3 separate regions of the Homo sapiens genome follow, and regions 1 and 2 are each linked to region 3. A link is a contact called in ENCODE Hi-C data. All regions are on one chromosome and are shown on one strand. Each heading gives the region's core, a stretch centred on a gene start or an enhancer-like site at or near the end of the contact. The rest is flanking DNA. Distances are from core to core; before and after follow the strand shown.

Region 1 (3,778 bases), core at 607-3,106, 4.5 Mb after region 3:
AGATAGTCTTATAAAGGTTGGGAAACATGTATTCCAGGCAGAAGAAATCCTCTAAGATGCAAATCCTCTAGAGGTGAGCTTGAGGAAACAAACAGGTGACCATGGCTAGAGTGTGAAGGAGGCAGAGGGTGAAGCTGGAGAGACTGATGGGAGCCAAATTATGCATGGTTCAGGAGTAAGAATTTGTCATTTAAAGTGTAAAGAGAAAACATTTTAAGCAGAGGGATGAAATGATGATTTACACGAAGGAAGGAGAAAGGGACGAGGGAGGAGGAGGAAAGTACAGTGATTAGAAGGTTGATGCAGCATTCCAGCGAAAGGATAATGGTGATTTAGACTGGAGTTAGAGCAGTGAATATGCTGAGTATAGTTTGGAGGTAGAACTGACAGGATTGCTAAAGAATTAGATATAGAATAGAGAAAAATGAAGACATTAAAGTAGCAGCCTAGTTTTATGTTTGAGTACCTGAAAAGACAGAAGTGCCATTTACTGAGATAGGGAAGGCTTGGGTGGTGGTGTCAGGCCTCTGAGCTGAAGCTCAGCCATTGTAACCCCTGTGACCTGCACATATATGTCCAGATGGCCTGCAGGAGCCAAGAAGTCTGGGGCAGCCGAAAAACCACAAAAGAAATAAAACAGCCAGTTCCTGCCTTAATTGATTAATCAACATTACAACATTCCTCCATTGTGACTTGTCCCTGCCCTACCTTAACTGATCAATCGACCTTGTGACATTCTTCTTCTGGACAATAAGTCTTATGATCTCCCCACCATGTACCTTGTGACCCCGTCCTCCTCTGCTAATAGATAACCACCTTTTACTGTAATTTTCCATTACCTACCCAACTCCTATAAAGCAACCCCTTCCCCATCACCATTAGTTGACTCTCTTTTCGGACTCAGCCCACTTGCACCCAAGTGAATAAACAGCCTTGTGGCTCACACAAAGCCTGTTTTAGTGGTCTCTTCACACAGACGCGCTTGACAGGTGTAGCATGGGAAAAGGACTTCAGGGGATGGCAGAGTATAGGTGGGTAGAAACAACAATTCTATTAAACAGACACAACAGCTCTATTTTGGACGCAGTGAATTTGAGATGCTTGACAGTACCAAAATTTTAAAAATCGTTAAAAGTTGTACAGTGTGGATATCCCAGTTGTGTGCTACGGAATTCAAACTAAGCTCAGTCTGTAGTTGCTGTGAGCTGGGAACTCAGGGAAAGGTTGGGGTTTGAAACATAAATGAGTAATAATTTCATAGATCACATTTTAAATTCTTCAACAAAATACATATAAAACGCTTGTGTTGGGAAGAGACATGGAAGTTCTATTTCTGAAGAAGCTTAGTCATGGGGGGTGGACAGACAAGTGACAAGTTCGTACTTTCAATAAAGTATGCTAAGCGCTAAGTGCTTTGAGAGCACATAGGAGGAAGGAGAAACCAACAGTCTGTGTGTAGAGGGATGGGGGCGTAAGAAGCCCAAGGGAAGCTTCTAGGTGTTAACAATTGAGGTTAGAGTGATTTCAGTAACACTCAACTGAGAGATCCATCTATACAAATTTTAACAGTTTTTAAAATTTTGATAGCCTAGGAAAGCATAAACTCTGAAATTTGGGGAAAAGCGATTTTACGTTTCCCCTTACCTTCCCCCAGCTCCACAATTTGCCGGAGGCCTGCAACCCGCGTCCACGTGAGACCCCGGTCGCACCCCGAGCCCGGGATCTGCGCACTTACGTGAGGAAGCACTCGGGCCGACCCGTGGCTTTGCCGACTTCCGTCAGACACCGCTCCAGGGTCCGTCGACGCCAGACCTGCGGCGCCATGGCTGTCAGCAACTCCCGACACAATGCAGCATGCAAGGGAAGGGAGCCGCCCGGAAACCGCGCGGCAAAGATGCGCCCAGCGCAACTTGGATTTCAGAGCCGAAAGTTCCGCGGCGCACAGGTTCCGGACTCGCCCTCAGCCAGAGCCAATGGCAGCGCGAGCGCTTTCGCAGGAGGGTGGGAAACAAAAATCTCCATGGTCAGCCCAAACGCCTTTCAACTCTCTCCAAACTTCGTTTTGTATTTTTCAGGGGCCCACAAAGGGTGACCCGTCCTGGCCTTACGTTTCTGTTTTAGCTAAAGTAGGCCCGTTGTAGCAGGAAAGCAGCGACCTTCGCCACGCCCCTGACCTTTCTGTCCCCGCCCCCTCTGCCTCCCGCCCCGCCCTCTGCCGCGCGTCTCTCAACCTCCGTGGCTAGTCTTGACGTGGCGGGTTGCTTTCCAAAATGGCGCGGGTGCTGAAGGCTGCAGCCGCGAATGCCGTAGGTGAATACCGGGCACCGGCGACCTTCGCCATGGGACAGGGAGCGTGGGAACGGCGGTCGGGGGCGGAGGAGGCCTCGGCGTGGCCAAAGCACCTTGATCTAATGTCCTCCCCCGGGGGCGCGTTCCACAGCAGCTGCTGTCACTTAGGCAGAGGGTGCCTTCCAGAAGCGCCACCGCTTAGTAGCGGGGATTGCCTTGTGCATGAGTCCCATTTCCATCCGAGAGCTGTGCGCCTTGGGCTCTGCACCTTCCAGTATGTGGGCGGGAGAGTCGAGGGAACTTGCCCGGCAGGTCAGGCAGGGCAGGGACAGAAGTAAATAGAAGCGGATCGGTAAGTTATTTTACCGCGCACCAATAAAGAGACTGGGGAGAAACCAGAAAGGAGAGCACGTTCCGTAAAAACAACAACTACTAGTCGGCCGAACTCCAAGCGTGACCAGCTTTCTGTTGGGAACACTCAAAGGTCAGTGGTGTAAAGAATACAAAAGGAGTGGTTTTTCCACGTGCACTAATATATTTATCGCGTACACAGATAAAAGCATGTGGATTTGGAAACTTTCTTGAGTTCTCTCCCCCTTCATTTTTTTTAAAATATGTACATAGAATCAGTTATGACAGAAATAACTGTAATAATTGTCACGTTTTCTGACTCACTTTCTCCTCTTTTTATCCTTTTTTTTTTTCTCTTCCTCCTTTTATGAGAGGGCAAGTATTTCCCTTAATCTGAGATTCCCTATTAGGAAGAAGGTGCCAAGTGGTAATGCCCCAGAGTTACTCCGGGACATTCGTGATAAATCCTTCTAGCACCAGAGCCCACATTCTTAACCGTAAGGCATACCTTCCTCTTAGGTGATACACAAGATAGGAACGTAAAACTATAAATAAATGAATATTTGGGAAAAGGCATTTTTATGTCTATTTTTAGAACTGCACACTTTAATGATTGACAGTTTGGGAAAAAGTATGACTTCCAACAGGTCATATACATACTGCAAGAACTCAATACAGATAAAGGTGCATGTTTGTTTTGTACTTACATACACATCTTGGCATAAAGGAAAAATGAAGACAGTGTATTCCAAAGATTGCCTTTGATTTGTCCTATTAAGATACTTGAAGCTTAATGTCTCCACTTGTGTGTGTGTGTGTGTGGTTGAATATACATAAAGTAAAATTTACCTTTTTTTTTTTTTTTGAGACAGAGTCTCACTCTGTCGCCCAGGCTGGAGTGCAGTGGCGTTAGCTCACTGCAACCTCTGCCTCCCAGGTTCAAGCCATTCTTCCGCCTCAGCCTCCCGAGTAGCTGGGATTACAGGCACCCGGCACCACGCCCGGCTAATTTTTTGCATTTTTAGTGGAGACGAGATTTCACCATGTTGGCCAGGCTGGTTTGGAACTCCTGGCCTCAGGTGATCTGCCCACCTCGTCTTCCCAAAGTGCTGGGATTACAGGCGTGAGCCCGTCTCTA
Region 2 (3,687 bases), core at 732-3,231, 4.4 Mb after region 3:
TAGTGGCTCTGCTTATTAGCCCCTTCCCACTCTTCACTTCTTCACATTATTCACATCTCTGTTCAGTGCTGTTTCCTCAAACAGCTCTTAAACTAACCATCCTACTTAAAATAGCCATTTCCCCAACCATCCCATGACTCTGCTTTATTTTCCTTTGTAGCATTTATTCACAACATACCATTTTATTATTTATTGGTTACTTTTCTGTTGTCAGTCTCCTTCACTACAGTATAAACACCATGGGTGCATCTTCACTGTCTTATTCATATCATATACCCAGTTCCATGATCAGAGCCTAGAACATTCATAGTAGATGCTAAATAATACTTGTTGAATGAATTTATTTATTTACTTATATCATTTAATATGAAGTATGTATTAGTCCATTCTCACATTGCTATAAAGAACTACCTGAGACTGAGTAATTTATAAAGAAAAGAGGTTTAATTGACTCACCGTTCCTCAGGCTGTACAGGAGGCATGGCTGGTGAGGCCTCAGGAAACTTACAATCAGGGCAAAGGGGAAGCAAGCACGTTTTCACATGGTAGCAAGAGGGAGAGAGAGCTAAGGGGGAAGGACACACACTTTTTTTACCATCAGACCTTGTGAGAACTCACTCACTATCACGAGAACAGCAAGGGGGAAATCTGCCCCCATGATCCAATCGCCTCCCACCAAGTCCCTCCCCCAACATTGGGAATTATAATTCAAAATGAGATTTGGGTGGGGACACAGAGCCAAACCATATCAAAGTATACAGCTAATATTTATAATTGTTATTTGAGTTTATCTTTTTCATTTTTATATTTTTTCCATTCATTCTGCAATTCCCTAACTTTGTGTCATGTATACAGTCAGCTTGAGAGGTGGGGGGGAGAGAAAAATGTATAAAGTAAGAGCTCCACAAAGAAATCCCTACTTCCTGTGGAATACAATTCGAAGTCCTTTGCAAGCAGATTGGACATTCTAAATCCAAGGGAGGCAATAAAGTTTTATTTTAATTTGTATTTATTGATGTATTTTTTTTTGAGTCGCAACCTCACTCTATTGCCCAGATTGGAGTGCAGTGGTGCGATCTTGGCTCACTGCAACCTCTGCCTCCCGGGTTCAAGTGATTCTCCTGCCTCAGCCTCCCGAGTAGCTGGGACTACAGGAGCCCGCCACCACGCCCAGCTAATTTTTGCATTTTTAGTAGAGACGGGGTTTCACCATACTGGCGAGGCTGGTCTAGAACTCCTGACCTTGTGATCCGCCCGTCTCGGCCTCCCAGAGTGGTGGGATTACAGGCGTGAGCCACCGCGCCCGGCCAAGTTTTATTTTTTTAAAGCACTCAAGAAGTTAGGTTTGTTTCTAGAAACGTGGAAGCATCCGTCTGCTTCCTTCCAGCGTCCCTTTGCTTCCTTCCAGCCTCCCAAGGAGCCCAATTCCTTAATTTTCCCTACAGAGAATAGCACCAGGTCCAAAGCAGCCTGAATCAAAGCTCCTCCTTTGGTAATTGACAGCTGAGGGAAATCCTACTGAGGCCCACCCCCACCCTCCTCCTTGCTAGGCTGACAGGCAAAACTCGGTGGCAGTGGCTTCCAGCTCAGCCAATAGACGAAGCGGGAGCAAGAGCCTGTGTAAACAAACCCAGAGTGCGGCGCCTTGGTCTCCTCCCCCACGAGTGGGCCGGGCGCATCCTTGGCCCAATGCCTATCCCAGGCTAGCGTAGCGTCCTTTCAGCCAATCAGAGCCGGCATCTCCCTCAAGGAGGTGTTCCACCACAGGAAAAAAAAAATGAAGGAAGAGAAAAGACAGACATTAAAACCAATCAGAAGCTGAAACTTCTGAGGGAGTGGGCGGGCACTGCTTCACATTTAGACCAATAAAAACCACATATGCCATTCTAGGTGACCGAACGGCATCTTCTTTGGCCCAATAGACGAATGGGGCGGTGCCCGGCAACCAATGGCTTGGGTTCGGGGGCGGGGCGAGGAGGCAGTGTGCAGTAAGAGATAACCTGGCAAGTGGTAGTGGCGCTTCTCGGGTGCTGTGCTTCACGTTTTGGTACTAAAGGCCGAGACTGTTGTGGCGACGGCGACCTCTACGGCAACGGCTTAAGCTCTCGGAGGAGTGGCAGAGTACGATCTGAAGGAGGGGCTTCTGGTTAGCCCAGGTGGGCTCGGGTGCCCGGGCTGCTGGGGAAAGGACTCGAGGGAAACGCCGTTCTCCCGGCTCTGGGGGCGCCCTGCGCCTCCCTTTCTGCCGCCGTCGGGGCTGTGAAGGGCGGCACGCGCCTGCCCGAGCTCCTGTAGGGAGGGAAAGCGCGCGGGGTCCCACGTCGCGGCCATCGGCGAAAAGGGGCGTCCGCTGGGGTCAGCCCCTGCCCCTCGGGAGCAATAGGGGGTTTTCGTCCCTTTCCCCCCCGCACAGGTGCTCTGTTTCCCCCCGACTCCCACCCAAGTTCCTGACTCCCCTCAGCGTCCTCCTAACACTCGAACCGAATTCTTGGCCTGAGTCCCATTTCTACCCAGGTGCAACAATGCTAGGCAAATTGACCCGCGCGGCATCCCCCGCCCCTCTCCCCGGGCTGGAGCGGGAGGGATTGCGCGTCGTGCCCTTCCCCTATTCGCGGCCCCTGCGCGTCCTCTGCCTTTTTATACTTGCTCCATCTCCCCCTTGACTCCAGCCCTCATTCTTCATGCCTCATTTGCCTGGGAGACGTTCGCCACTTCTCTTGTGCCTTGCGGTCCGTGAGTGAGCCCATCACCCCCTACCAACCCCTAAATTCCATTCTCATCTCTCCAGAAAACTAACATTTTCCACTTGCCTCTTCCAGGCAGCTGGAAGGTGAACTGAGAGAGGCAGAATACGCAGAACAGGGAGTTTGGCAAGGTTGGGAACTTTAATGTTTTGTTCCTGGTAGACTGTTTTTGCCTTCAAATGGCATTTGACCATTATACCCGCTCTAGAATCTTTGTCCTAATGCAGTTCTTTTGGTGGTAATTGCTGAAAATGCAGTTGAAAAGGGCTAACTAGAAGCAAGGGATTTAAATTTTGTTACTATTATTTTCAGTAAATTGAATTGGATTATACTTTAAACAGCTTAACTGGGGTTTCTGGGAGTTTGTAGTGTAAGGGCCTGGCTACCCTACTTTGTCATAAAATATAGAACATACTTAGTTGTACAGCACAGTGTGATTCGATCACACCCAACCTATGAAGGGATAATAACAGCATTGAATCTGTCCAAAAACAACATTCCCTGTTCCCTTTTCACCTTCATAGTATATTCGTTTGGTTTCTAGTAATGTCGGTTCTAGCCATATGTTTTTTGATAACAGTACAAACTATGCTGTGCCTAAGTAAAATTATGCCAACAATTTTATGGGGAAAAGCTAATGCACTGCTCTTAGCTTTGATTAAGATTTTAGACGTTTGAAAATATAAATTCAGATATTGGACAGTGAGGGTTTTATTTTGAAGGTTGGAGGAGATTGAAGTGTTGGGGTAAGACTGATAGGCTCCTCTGGCTACTTGTATATCGGGGTGGGGAGAATATACAGGTTTACAAAATCTTGTAAATTCTCACAGTGCTTAGTTTCCTGACTTTTCAAAAATTGGAATTGTTTTTCCTAGCTTTCAGTGGAGAAATGTAAGCTATGAGTTTAACATCATGTTCACTGTGTTTTGGCCAGGATTTTGCA
Region 3 (3,696 bases), core at 202-2,701:
ATAATTTACATTCCTATTTAAGTGAATTCTATTAAATGCCACTGTTTAAAAGAGATATTCCATTTCTACCCTCAAAAGCAAAGTTTTATGAAGAAATATTTTCTGAATCTCTTAGTTCTCTAACTCCAAGTTTACTTCTATTTAAATCCGTGGAATATTTTAAATGTTAAAAAAAGAAAAGAAAAAAAAAAGCCAGGCGTGGTACCAGTAGTTCCAGCTACTCTGGAGCCTGAGGCGGGAGGATCACTTGAGCCCAGAAATTTGAGGCTGCAGTGAGCTAAAATCACCACTGCACTCCAGCCTGGGAGACTGAGAGAGACTCTGTCTAAAAAAAATTTAAAAAATAAAAAAATTAAAAATCCCAGAAGTAATCCAATCAATAATCTACAGCCCTTTCAAAAAGCCTATAATCATATCAGGTTTTTCCTCTGAAAACTGGCTTTTTAAAAAGGTTGCTACATAGCTCTCTTTTCAGACCTTAAGTCCTTTAAATTTACATGTACCTCCAAGATTACCACCATTCATATAAGTTTTTATTCACACTATTTTGATGAGTAAGTTTCAGACACAATTTAGTGGCCAGTTTTACTGTGCTTTGTCTGCCAAAACTTCCAACCTAAACCATAGCAAATTTTTTAAGTTGGCCAATCGATTCCTATCCAGGGTTAAGGGTCTTTTGAGAGAAAAGAAGAGCTCTTGGACGTAAACAGGTATAAACAGGATATACCTCAGAGAAAAACTCTGGTACAGGACAAATACCACAGAGAAAAGAGTTTAAAATATGGGGAACCCCTACTTGAAGTTCTGACTCAATAAAACTGCAAAGAAGTTCAATGCTGGCTTGGGGAGAAGTGAGAAAGAAAGAACAGTGTGGTGCGCTGGCTCTTGAATCCTACACACCTGCTCGTGCAGGGGGAGGTGCAGCCCCCACCTTAGAGCCGGGACCTCGAACGCGAACGCGCTCACGCGCGCACCGACCCCAGTTGCCGGCCTAGCGCCAGGGCAGTGCCTCACCTGCGTTCCGGTTCCACGGGGCGGTGCTTGTCCACGATGACCGGTTTCGGCGGCGGTTGGAACGCACCGGGCTCGGAAGGCCCAGTGCTCTGCTGCCGGACAGGCCCCGCGTGGACCCCTGCGGGAGCGGACGACGGAGGTCAGAACTCTCGTGCCAACCCTGAGATCCCGCAGAGCCCCGCAATCTCCCCCAACCCGGCGTCCCACGGGGGACCAACGCTGGGGTTGCCTCTGATCTCCAGGTTCGCCTCCCCCATCCTGACCCTGGGCCCCTAACGCGCCCCAGCTCGCAAGTCCGGCTCCACTTACTGCAGGCGATAGAGGCCGGCGGGGGGAGCAGAGTCCTGGCGGCTTGGAAACTCCGGCCTAGGCCCATTGCAGCCCAGTGCCCCGCTGCAATGCAGGCCGCCATGCCAGCTAGCTCACGTCAAGACTACAGCTCCCAGTAATCAGTGCGACGAGGTTGTTGCTGTCTGCCACCATATGGCGGCTGCTATGGGACAAAATGGATAAGTCTCTCCTCGCTCCTTTCCTGATGTCTTAGGAAAAGTGCACGTTTCTCTAGTTCCTCGTAATGCGCCAAGTTACACCCCTCCACAGGGGTGTTCTCCCAGCCTAGAAAGCTTTTTCCTCCCCCTATGAATCCACTCTATCTTCTCAGACAAGCTTTCGCTATGCGAAAATCCCATTGTAGGCCGTCTTTCCCACTGGGTGCCTTCGATTGGCAGCTCTGATCTCATTTGCAATTCTTTCTTGTGTAATTATTAGATTAGTATTTAAATCTGCCATTATACTATAATGAGGCAAGGGAAGGGATAAAGTCTTCTTTTTGCTCACCATGTTATCCCAGCACCTAGCACCTACCTGGGCCCTCACTAACATCTTTTGTTTTGTTGAGACAAGGTCTTCCTCTGTTACCCAGGCTGGAGTGCAGTGGCGCGATCATGGCTCTGCAGCCTCCAACTCCTGATGTCAGGAGATCCTCTCACCTCAGCCTCCCGAGTAGCCAAGACTACAGTCTCGCACCATCACGCCCAGCTAATTTTTCTAATTCTTTGCTGAATGCACAGAAAAGAGAATAGAATAGTTCCTGACAGAACTGCTGGCCCATAGTCCTTGAGACTACACAAAGCATTAACCCTTTGAGGAACCCAAATGAATTTGGGCTGGGCAACTGTGGGTATGGATAGGTGGGAGAAGTAAAGCTGGAAAAGGTAAATTGTAAGTCTTGTTAAGAAATTTGGAAAATGACTGGGCGTGGCCAGGCATGCCTGTAATCCCAGCACTGTGGGAGGCCGAGACAGGAGGGTCCCTTGAGCTCATGAGTTGGAAACCAGCCTGGGCAATATAGTGAGACCGTATCTCTAAGAAACAAACACACAGCCGGGCGCAGTGGCTCACGCCTTTAACCCCAGCATTTTGGGAGGCCGAGGCGGGCAGATCGCCTGAGGTCAGGAGTTTGAGACTAGCCTGGCCAACATAGTGAAACCCCGTTTCTACCAAAAATAAAAAAAATGATCCAGGTGTGGTGGCAGGCTCCTGTAATCCCAGCTACTTGGGAGGCTAAGGCAGGAGAATCGCTTGAACCTGGGAGACAGAGGTTGCAGTGAGCCGAGATCGCGCCATTGCAACAAGAGCGAAACTCCGTCTCAAAAAAACAGAAAAAGAAACACACACAAAAAAAGAAATTTGGAATTTGTTATTTCAGCAGTGGTTATATAAGGATTGAACACTTAGAGTAATGTGATAATTTAACTACATAATAGTCATTCCAGTTGCATTAATGTCCCAAAGCTACCTCAAATTCAGCCTATCCATACTGAGTTCATCTTTTTCAGCTCCAGACTTCCTTCCCAGTATTGGCTATCTCAAGGAATGGCTTCAGCATCCACTCTCTTGCCTAAGCCAAAAATCTCAGTGCCATTCTTGATTCCTCCCTGTCTCCTCCTGGATGAAGTTCCAAAAACTATGCCTGACACCGTCAAATATCTCAGGAATCCATATACTTTCTCATCCTCCCATCCATATTTCCAATCTAGGTCAACATATTTTCTCTCTTCAGGATCCCTGGAGATCCCTGCAACAGCCTTCTCATTAGTCTTCTTGCCTCTGGTTACCTCCAGTCCTTCACGCAGCAACCAAAAAAAGATGGCTCAGAAATGCATACCCTGTTCTTTCCTTTCCCCAGTTTAAAGCCTTACTGTTTACTTTTGACAGAAGTCAAATGCTCATAAAAGCAACCAACCTCTGCAGCTTGGCCTCTATACTCTGACTTGCCATCCTGAAGAACATGAGCTGTTACATCAGCCTGAGGAACAGGGCCATGTTTTGAGCACAGAATTCAAGATGCTGTGAAGAAAGACAGGGCCTTCTATTTTAACTCTAGCTTCTTTGATTAGAACAAGAATTTATTCTATAAATGACAAGGAATCTCACAACCAAAATTTCAGATGAGCAATATTTTGGCTCTTCTACCTACCCGAAAAAGTAGACTTCAAGCCCTTAAGAGTAAAAGGGAGGAGAGGCAAAGATAATCATGACTGGCAGTGGTGAAGATTTTTCTGTATTAACCATGCCCAGAACACGTGGCCTTCACTCTTGCTGGGATTGGTCCTAAAGGTAGGGGCAGAGAAATAAAAGACAGACCTTCACAGGAGGACAGCAGGATTTACTAGACATTGC

Evidence for each region. A loop is a pair of places that touch in the nucleus more often than their neighbours do. Pooled maps may share reads with other maps.
Region 1: a loop to region 3 is called in a pooled map, with 7 times the contacts of the local background. The contact joins the promoter of MPHOSPH10 here to the promoter of MRPL19 in region 3. A Hi-C loop is called at or near these places in 5 of 50 pooled maps.
Region 2: a pooled map shows a loop between it and region 3 (16-fold over the local background). The contact joins the promoter of PAIP2B here to the promoter of MRPL19 in region 3. A Hi-C loop is called at or near these places in 9 of 50 pooled maps.

What each region holds. Positions count from the first base shown.
Region 1 is chr2:71,128,712-71,132,489 of GRCh38, reverse strand. It overlaps MPHOSPH10 (M-phase phosphoprotein 10), which reads right to left and starts at 1,856. Exons shown (of 11, transcript NM_005791.3): 1 at 1,736-1,856. The coding sequence starts at 1,824. MCEE (methylmalonyl-CoA epimerase) reads left to right here and starts at 2,261. Exons shown (of 3, transcript NM_032601.4): 1 at 2,261-2,310. The coding sequence starts at 2,271. RefSeq lists enhancers at 1,659-1,708, 1,809-1,858, 2,180-3,038.
Region 2 is chr2:71,225,397-71,229,083 of GRCh38, reverse strand. PAIP2B (poly(A) binding protein interacting protein 2B) reads left to right here and starts at 1,981. Exons shown (of 4, transcript NM_020459.1): 1 at 1,981-2,156. RefSeq lists enhancers at 1,696-1,835, 2,051-2,551.
Region 3 is chr2:75,644,538-75,648,233 of GRCh38, reverse strand. MRPL19 (mitochondrial ribosomal protein L19) reads right to left here and starts at 1,451. Exons shown (of 6, transcript NM_014763.4): 1 at 1,324-1,451; 2 at 1,015-1,132. The coding sequence starts at 1,426. RefSeq lists enhancers at 1,222-1,521, 1,357-1,651.